Regions from separate parts of the Homo sapiens genome. Here region 1 is linked to region 2. The links are chromatin loops, found by intact Hi-C in ENCODE. Cell type or tissue: K562. All regions are shown on one strand. Each heading gives the region's core, and the rest is flanking DNA. Links, peaks and the distances in the headings are about the cores only. Region 1 has its middle 17 kb from the start of LGALS16. Region 2 holds the start of DLL3 (delta like canonical Notch ligand 3).

The links. A loop is a pair of places that touch in the nucleus more often than their neighbours do. Peaks named below come from ENCODE experiments on the same cell type or tissue, not always from the same donor. Only the 100,000 strongest peaks of a DNase experiment are listed, where the experiment ranks them.
Region 1: a loop joins it to region 2, with 6 times the contacts of the local background. A loop is called at or near these places in 5 of 110 quality-filtered maps.

What each region holds. Positions count from the first base shown.
Region 1 is chr19:39,670,515-39,674,904 of GRCh38, forward strand. No RefSeq gene overlaps it. Among named protein-coding and RNA genes, the nearest start is that of LGALS16, 17 kb to the left of the region's middle. In K562, for the core only: CTCF peaks have their summits at 1,654 (motif pointing left) and 3,489; a DNase peak (open chromatin) is centred at 1,657.
Region 2 is chr19:39,495,436-39,499,825 of GRCh38, forward strand. It overlaps DLL3 (delta like canonical Notch ligand 3), which reads left to right and starts at 3,512. Exons shown (of 9, transcript NM_203486.3): 1 at 3,512-3,608; 2 at 3,757-4,038. The coding sequence starts at 3,540. RefSeq lists an enhancer at 2,216-3,208 and a silencer at 2,832-2,891. In K562, for the core only: a CTCF peak has its summit at 2,572 (motif pointing right); DNase peaks (open chromatin) are centred at 2,596 and 3,436; H3K4me3 peaks cover 370 bases.

The DNA of each region.
Region 1 (4,390 bases), core at 143-4,142, 170 kb after region 2:
CCAATCTCATGTCATGATGATATCTGCCTGTCATTATCATTTCTCCTATCATTATCATTGAAGGTCTTACGTTTACTCATTGATACATTTTGAGTTCACTATTGTATATGTTATAAGCTAAGGGACCAGTATGTGTAAGTCCAGTTTTCCCAGCATCACGTGTTGAGAAGTCTGTCCTTTTCCAATGCGATGGTCGTAGCCCATTGTGGACTCTCAGGTGACCCTCTGTGAGTGTTTCTAGGCTCTCTATTCTACTCCTTTGATTTCTATGCCTCTCCTTAAGCCAGCACCACACTGTCATGATATTATAGCTTTTTAAAGAGGTCAAACATTGGCCACAATAAAATATGCACTTCCAAAGCCATTTTTAGGTATTATATATCATGGATTAGGCTCTTTTTTTTTATTCTCAGGACCTACATGGACACTATTTCTCATCCTTGTGATACAGGAGTTATTAAGAAATAATTTTTAGGTAGATAGTAAGGGTAAAAGTTCTTGGTGGAAATTTTCCTGTAATAAGAAACAACCCCCAAACCATCTCTTTTCTAACAGAAAAGGTGGCTTGAAGGGCCAGGAGAGCAAGCTTTGATATGCAAATACTGGGTCATTAGAAACGAGGTTCACTCAATGTGGTGATTCCTGCCATCTTTTCCTTGTCACCAGGTGTACCAAGTGTCATGGCCACTTTCAGATAACACCATGTGTTCGAAACATCATGGCAACCCGCATTTGCATATTAAAGGGCTAAGATGGGAGGGCCAGATTTTTCACAGGCTACAGAAATTACACACCTGGTCAAACCAATCCCCTGGGCCCTATGGAAACCAGAAGCCGCCTCCTCCAGCATCCCAATATAAGCAATCACTTTTCCACCACACATGGTTTTTATGTGTGTGTGTGTGATAGGTTTTTATTTATTATTATACTTTAAGTTCTAGGGTACATGTGCACAACGTGCAGGTTTGTTACATATGTATACATGTGCCATGTTGGTGTGCTGCACCCATTAACTCGTCATTTACATTAGGTATTTCTCTTAATGCTTTCCCTCCCCCCATCATTCTGAGCAAACTATCGCAGGGACAGAAAACCAAACACCGCATGTTCTCACTCGTAGGTGGGAATTGAACAATGAGAACACTTGGACACAGGGTGGGGAGCATGGGGGGTTTTTTGTTCGAATCCCCCTCTCTCTGTCTCTGTACGGGGGAGCTGTTTTCTTCCTTCCTTCTTTCTTGCCTATGAAACTTTTCACCCCTTAAAACCACTCCACATGTGTCCATGTTGTTAATCTTATCAGCACGAGACCAAGGACCCTGGTTCCCTCCAGTCATCGGAGCCATATCTTTTAGGTGCATTGGCCAGGAATGGGAATTCATTCATCAGACTGGTGAGTATGGAGCAAATCTCAACTTTAAATCTGTCTTTTAATCTCTAGGCTCTCTTCCAGCTATCCTGCCACCAAACTTTCTTTCTCTCTCTACCCGCGGTCTCTTACTGTCTCTCTCACTGTGTCTAATGTGCAGGAATCTTTACAGTTCAGGGAAACAGGTCTGTTAGAGAAGATCATGAATCAAGGCAGGCAGTAACTCAATAAACGTCTGTCTCTCTAAGGTTTCGCTGGTGAGCACATGGTATTTCTAAGCCAAAACCGCCACCTGGTGGAAATAAAAATCCTCTTCATGAGACACTTGGTTCTCTGTGGTACGTTGCAGCTTCACAATTTCTCCATTTTGCACTTTTTTACTGCTACTTCTGTGGACGGGAAACTCTGGTTTCAACCATTAGGAGTAAGATGTCTTCCACAGCCAGATTTTAGTCCCAATATTGTCCCATCAGTAGGAAAACTGCCATTCGGTTCCTACACTCTTTTAAGGCACCTATTCTGTCTCCAATTAAGACAGTACTTAATTGGTAAGGGGATATTAAGTTTAGAAGTTAACCAGAACAGTTTTTTTTAAAGGGTAAATGCATTAGCACGGGTCATAATAGCAGGCAATCTAGCACATTGCCTCCATTAAAGGAGCCTTGCCCAGAGGTGACACAGTCTCCCCGGAGATCCGTTTTCAGGGAGCCAGGCAAACTGCACATGTTTAGGAAATCAAAGGTAAATCACACAAGGCAGATAAGCTAAGACTGCATGGGTAAGCACGGGTAGCCCCATCACTTAGTTCATCCAGCTCTATGGCTTGGAGGACCACACCTACAGCCATGGGTGGCACATTTAACATGGTGCCGGGATCCAGAAACCAGGGAGGGGAAGTAATCAGAGGATGCTCCCTGTCTGCTCCTCCACTCTGGGTCATACCAAAAGGAAGGAGACTAAGAAGATGCTTTGTATTCTTTCTTCTTTTTCTAAATGGATAATAAATTATCTTTAGGTTGCACCCCTCTGGAGTGCACTCTGAAACACTGAAACTTCCTTAATCTCAAAACTGTAAAGAGAAAAGCAATTTATTTTCTTTTGCACAAGGACATGGCATTTTTACTAAATGGGAGGGAAGCGGTTCTCATAAACAACCCTAACTAAAACTTCAATAGCTCAGGAAATGATAGGAAAAGGAAGTACTTTTTAATACTCACTATAAAAGGCCTAGAGGAAACCAGGGCCAAACCTCTCAGTTACTCTAAGCTGTCTATAATGAACCAAAAGCCAGATAATAATTCTGTAGCCTTTATGGAAAGGCCAAGAGAGGCACTAATAGAGTACATCTCCTTATCCCCTAATTCAATGGAGGAACAGCTCATTTTGAAGGAGAAGTTTATTACAAAAGCAGCTCCTGATATTAAAACTAAAAAAGCAAGCTTAGGACAAAATACCACCTTAGAGAACCTCCTGCAAGTGGCGACTTTGGTCTTTTATAATAGGGACAAGGAGGAGTCCCAACAAAAGCGGGGGAATCTCAAGAGAAGGACAGAGGCTCCAGCAGCAGCTTTGCAAGCTTGTAAAGTCCAGAATCCCCAAGGTACATCCACTAGTTGCTATTGGCATGGCAGCCCAGAGCATTTTTAAAAGGAATGCCCAGGCAGCAAGATGAAGCAAACTCAACCCTATCCAGGCTGTGGCAAAAACCACTGGAAACAGAACTACCCCCAGAGGCAGAGGTCACTGGGTTCAAAATCAGCCTCACAGATGGTCCAGCAGGAATGATGGGTCCAAGGGCTCCAACATTGGCTCCAGTGACTCAAACTGCCATAGAGCACAGGAGTCCTAGAGGATTCTGGAAATTTACAAAAGGAAAGTAAACCTCCTTCTAAGCACTAGAGCCAGTCTCTCTCTTTTCTCCTCTCTAATCCAGGCCTCCGCTCTTCTCATAGCACAACTGTAAAGGGCATCTCGGGAAAAACTCTAATCCAATATTTTTTTCAACCTTAGCTGTAGTTAGAAAGACCTATTTACACGTGCTTCCAAGTCATTGTCATAATAGCTCTACTAGTCAAAAAAGCCTCCAAGTTAACCCTAGGAAATAATTCAACTGTTTACAGCCCACATAATGTGGCAGGATCACTGACCTCTAAGGGGAGCTCTTAGCTAGTAAACAGCCAGTAAAGCAAGAAGTACATAAGGCAGGATGAGCAGTAGTCACTGCCCCAAACACAAGCACTCAATTAGCTGAGCTAATAGCTCTTACAAGAGCACTTAAATTAAGCCAGAGAAAGATAGCTAACATTTCTACTAACTCCAAGTATGCTTTCCTAATTGTCCATGCTCATGCTGCTATTTAAAAGGAAAGGCATTTTCTTACCACTAATGAATCTCCCATAAAATATCACCAGGAAATTAATAGGTTATTATCCTCAGTTTTTCTTCCACAAGAAATAGCAGGATGCATTGTAGGGAACATCAAAAGAAAATAAATAAGGTAAGCAAAGGAAATAAATTAACTGGTCAGCCAGCTAAGACAGAGGCAAGGAAGTCTCAGGGCATTAACACAACTAGTGAAAGCCCAAGTCCAGGAACTAAAACCATCTTTATTTAATCCAGGAAATTTAGTATTAGTGAAAAATCTCATCTCTCTCCTTCCCTAAGCCAAGCTGGGAAGGGCCCTCCACTGTTCTTCTTTCAACCCTCTCAGTAGTAAAATTTACAGGAATCAACTCCTGAATACATCACACTAAAGTCAAAGCTTAAAAAGCTGGGGGAGCAACCCCTAACAGTCCAGAGAAACATCCAGAATGTCCATGTGGAAAAGCAGAAAATGTTAAGCTAAAAATCACAAAAATTAAGTAACTGAGTAAGGTCTACCCATCTTACTCAGTCCCACATTTACCTCAACATATACTTGTTGTCATTTCTGCCCTTTCCTGTCAAAATTTGCCACCAAATATTAAAACTTCTTTTTAATGTATAATTGCAGAAAATTTTAATGATAAATGAAATTGCACT
Region 2 (4,390 bases), core at 319-4,318:
AAAGGCTGGCAATTTTTATAATCTTTAAAATTTTAGAGCCAGGCTCAGTGGCTCACGCCTGTAATTCCAGCACTTTAGGAGGCTGAGACAGGAGCATCACTCGAGGCCAGGAGTTCAAGACCAGCCTAGGTAACATAGTGAGACTCTATCTCTAGGAAAAAAAAAAAAACAAACAGGCCAGGCGTGGTGGTGGGCGCCCATAATCCTAGCTAAATGGGAGGCTGAGGCAGGAGAATCGCTTGAACCCGGGAGGCGGAGATTGCAGTGAGCCGAGATTGAGCCACTGCACTGCAGCCTGGGTGACAGAGCGAGACTCCGTCTCAAAAAAACAAAACAAAACAAAAACAAAAAAACCCCAAACAAAACAAAACAAAACAAAAACAAACATTCTGAGATATCTCAGACCTGGAATCTGTTCCCCCCAATGATCATCCAGGGCAGGAATTTGCTTCCTTCCATAGCTGGTTGCCCAAATTCTGTTAAAATATATTCTGTGATGGGAAGCCTATTCCCTCACCTAACCCAGTATTAGACCTAATTTGCCTCCAGGTGACTTTGGTTTACAAGGTCTGGCTTTACTCCTTGGGGCCACATAACTTGTCTGACCTCGGGGGGATGTGGAAGGAGGGTCTCAAATGTCAGCCTTAGAAGCTTACATATTTAGAAGGCACTGGGGAGCTACAGAAAAGTCTAATGCAAGTGAAGGAAATGGTCTGATTTGTGCTTAGATAAACCCCACAGGGCCAGGCATGGAGGCTCATGCCTGTAATCTCAGCACTTTGGAAGGCCGAGGTGGGAGGATCGCTTTTGCCCAGGAGTTCAGCCTGGGCAACATAGGGAGACCCCATCTCTACCAAAAATAATAAATTAGCCAGGTGTGGTGGCTCATGCTTGTAATCCTAGCTACTTGGGAGGCTGAGGTGGGAGGATCATTTAAGCCCGGGAAGTCGAGGCTGCAGTAAGCTAGGATAATGCCACTGCACCGCAGCCTGGGCAACAGAGACCCCATCTCAAAAAAATAAAGACCTCATAGGCCAGAATGGTCAAGGCTGAGGGAGGCACAGACAGAGGGGTCGGGCAGAATAAAAGAATCATAGGGGGATGTGGGAGCTCAGAGGAGGTGCTTGATGCTTCTGGGGAGTGTTAGGTAGTGCTGCCTGGAGGAGGTGAAGTCTGAATGGTGAAAAAGGAATTAAAGAAGGGAGTGGAGCCGGGCACGTTGGGTCACGCCTGTAATCCCAGCACTTTGGGAGGCCGAGGTGGGCGGATCACGAGGTCAGGAGTTGAAGACCAGCCTGGCCAAGATGGTGAAACCCTGTCTCTACTAAAAATACAAAAATTAGCGAGGCATGGTGGTGCGCACCTGTAATCCCAGCTACTCGGGAGGCTGAGGCAGGAGAATCGCTTGAAACTGGAAGGCGGAGGTTGCAGTGAGTGGAGATGGAGCCGCTGCACTCCAGCTTGGGCAAAGAATAAAACTCCATCTCAAACAATAATAATAAATTAAAAAAAAATAAGGGAGTGGAAAAGACAAATACAGGGAAAAGGAGCCTGGGATGTTCTGCCCAATCTGACCCATGGCGCTGCCTTGCTCAAACGCCACTGTTGTCAGAATTAAGAGAAGAATCTTTAGGCTGTTTTTTTCTCCTCCTCCTCCTCCTTTTCTTTTTTTTTGTAGAAAAGTGTGTCTTGCTGTGTTGCCCAGGCTGGTCTCAAATTCCTGGCCTCAAGCAGTCCCCTGCCTCAGCCTCGGAAAGTACTGGGATTATAGGCGTGAGCCGCTGTGCCCAGCCTGGTCTTCTTTCATTCATTAAAAAATTAACTGCGCAGGGATTAGTGGCTCATGCTTGTAATCCCAGCAATTTGGGAAGCCGAGGTGGGTGGACCACTTGAAGGTCAGGAGTTCGAGACCAGCCTGGCCAACATGGTGAAACCCCGTCTCTACTAAAAATATAAAAAATTAGCCGAGTGTGTTGGTGGGTGCCTGTAATCCCAGCTACTCTGGAGGCTGAGGCAGCAGAATCGCTTGAACCCGGGAGGTGGAGGTTGCAGTGAGCCAAGATCGCACCACTGCACTCCAGCCTGGGCAACAAGAGCAAAACTTCTTCTTCTGAAAAAAACAACAACAGCAACAACAAAAAACAGAGCGCCTACTGTATGCCTGGCTCTGCTGGGCTAGGCTTCGTTGGTTACTATATCTTACTTCTCTGGAAAAAGACATATAAATTGAACCTGTATTTTCCCCTATAATTATTAGCCTCTAAGCACTAAAGTTTTTTACTTTGGGGGGGAAAAAAAAGAAGTTACCCCAGCTCAAGGGTTTTGCCCCATGCCTGGCAGGGAGCAATTATGACCAGAGGGGCTGGGACATCTGCTCCTAATTGGCTTTTCCTGCTGAGGTCCTGGAATACTAAAGGGTTTCTGAAGGGCCCGGGATGTCCCCCCCCCCAGTTCTTCTGGGGTGGGGGAGCGGGTCCCTGTATGTGAAGACGGAATTTCCTGCCCATTTGCTCCTCACACCTTCCGGAGGCCAAACGGGCAGCCCAGCTGCGGCCCGAAGGGGGAGGGGCTCGGCCGCCCGGCAGATGGCGGCATTTACATACAGCTGGGAGCCCCCTCTTGAGGCCGAGCTCCTCGCCCTGGCGTCTGGTGCGTCCGCGATGCGGGGTTTGGGAGGGTGGCTTTGTCTTGCGGAGGGGGAACACACACACGCCTGCACACAGGGGTCCACAAAGAGCCCTGGATCTTCATCGTATCCACACACAGCTACACCCGTGGATCTCCCAAACCCAGTCTCATTCACACAAACCAGCGCACACAGGGGTCTACAAAGAACTCCGGATCTTCATCGTATTCACACGCGGCTGCATCCGTGGACCTCTCAAACCCAGTCTCATTCACACACAGGCGCCCTCAGCCATTCACCACCTTGCACAGCCTCTACCACACCCGCACAGAGCACAAAGTCACAGGTTTATACGCCTATACAGGATCTCCCATAAACACACACGCACAGAGAAGCAGCCACACAGCCACACAATCTCAAAGCGTCACACAATCACGAAGTCGTGTACACTTCTAGTGTCCCACTCGGGTGTGCGTGCAGAATCAGAATTGTTTACAACCTCATAAATGTGTCAATCACACACAACTCCAGGCGTATGCTGAGCCGCACAGTCCCACGTGGACTCACAATGACAAAGTCATGTGCACCCTCCGGTAGCTCTGGTTCATACCACACACACAAAATCTTAAAATCATGTACAACCTCACACACAGGCTTAGCCCCCTAACCCCACCCCACCCTAGCCACACAAAAAGTCGCGGGATCACCCACGCATGACCTCGCTCGTGCCCACGACCACAGACGGAATCTCGCTGTTGCTCCTGCACGCTCCCCCTCCCCTGTGACCGCCCCCCCCGCCCCGCCCTTGGTCCCTTGGGGCCGGGTAGCTGCCTGAAGGGGCGGGGCCATTCTCTCAGATATAAGGCTTGGAAGCCAGCAGCTGCGACTCCCGAGACCCCCCCACCAGAAGGCCATGGTCTCCCCACGGATGTCCGGGCTCCTCTCCCAGACTGTGATCCTAGCGCTCATTTTCCTCCCCCAGGTCAGAGCCAGGTGGGAGGTGGCGTGGAAAGGGATGAATGCGGAGGGGAGGGGTGAGTGCGACCTGAAGGTCCTGGGGAAGGAGCGTGGGGCGGACGGGAAGCCTGGGTCCTCCCGGCCGCCTCACCCTGCGCCCGTCTCCGTCCCAGACACGGCCCGCTGGCGTCTTCGAGCTGCAGATCCACTCTTTCGGGCCGGGTCCAGGCCCTGGGGCCCCGCGGTCCCCCTGCAGCGCCCGGCTCCCCTGCCGCCTCTTCTTCAGAGTCTGCCTGAAGCCTGGGCTCTCAGAGGAGGCCGCCGAGTCCCCGTGCGCCCTGGGCGCGGCGCTGAGTGCGCGCGGACCGGTCTACACCGAGCAGCCCGGAGCGCCCGCGCCTGATCTCCCACTGCCCGACGGCCTCTTGCAGGTGCCCTTCCGGGACGCCTGGCCTGTAAGTGCTGCCCCCGGGGGACTCCCGGTGCTGGAGGCCTAACCCTGCCAGCGAAACCTCCACCTCCTCTCCCCTCCAGCTTCCAAGACCCTAATCCTGCCTCCCAGGGGGTGGACGAAATTCCCAGACCAGTAACTCTACCGTCTGGAACCCCACATTCACAGACCTCTAAACTCTACACACTGGGGATTCTAAATGTTCTGATTCCCCAACCCTGGATGCTGGGACCCCAAATTCCCAGAATTTCAAACCCAAGCTCTGAAATCCTAAACTCAAGGAACCCTACCTCTGCTCCTTGGGGATCCCTAAAAACTGTGGTCCTCATCTTTATCCCCAAACCTCTCACACCTTG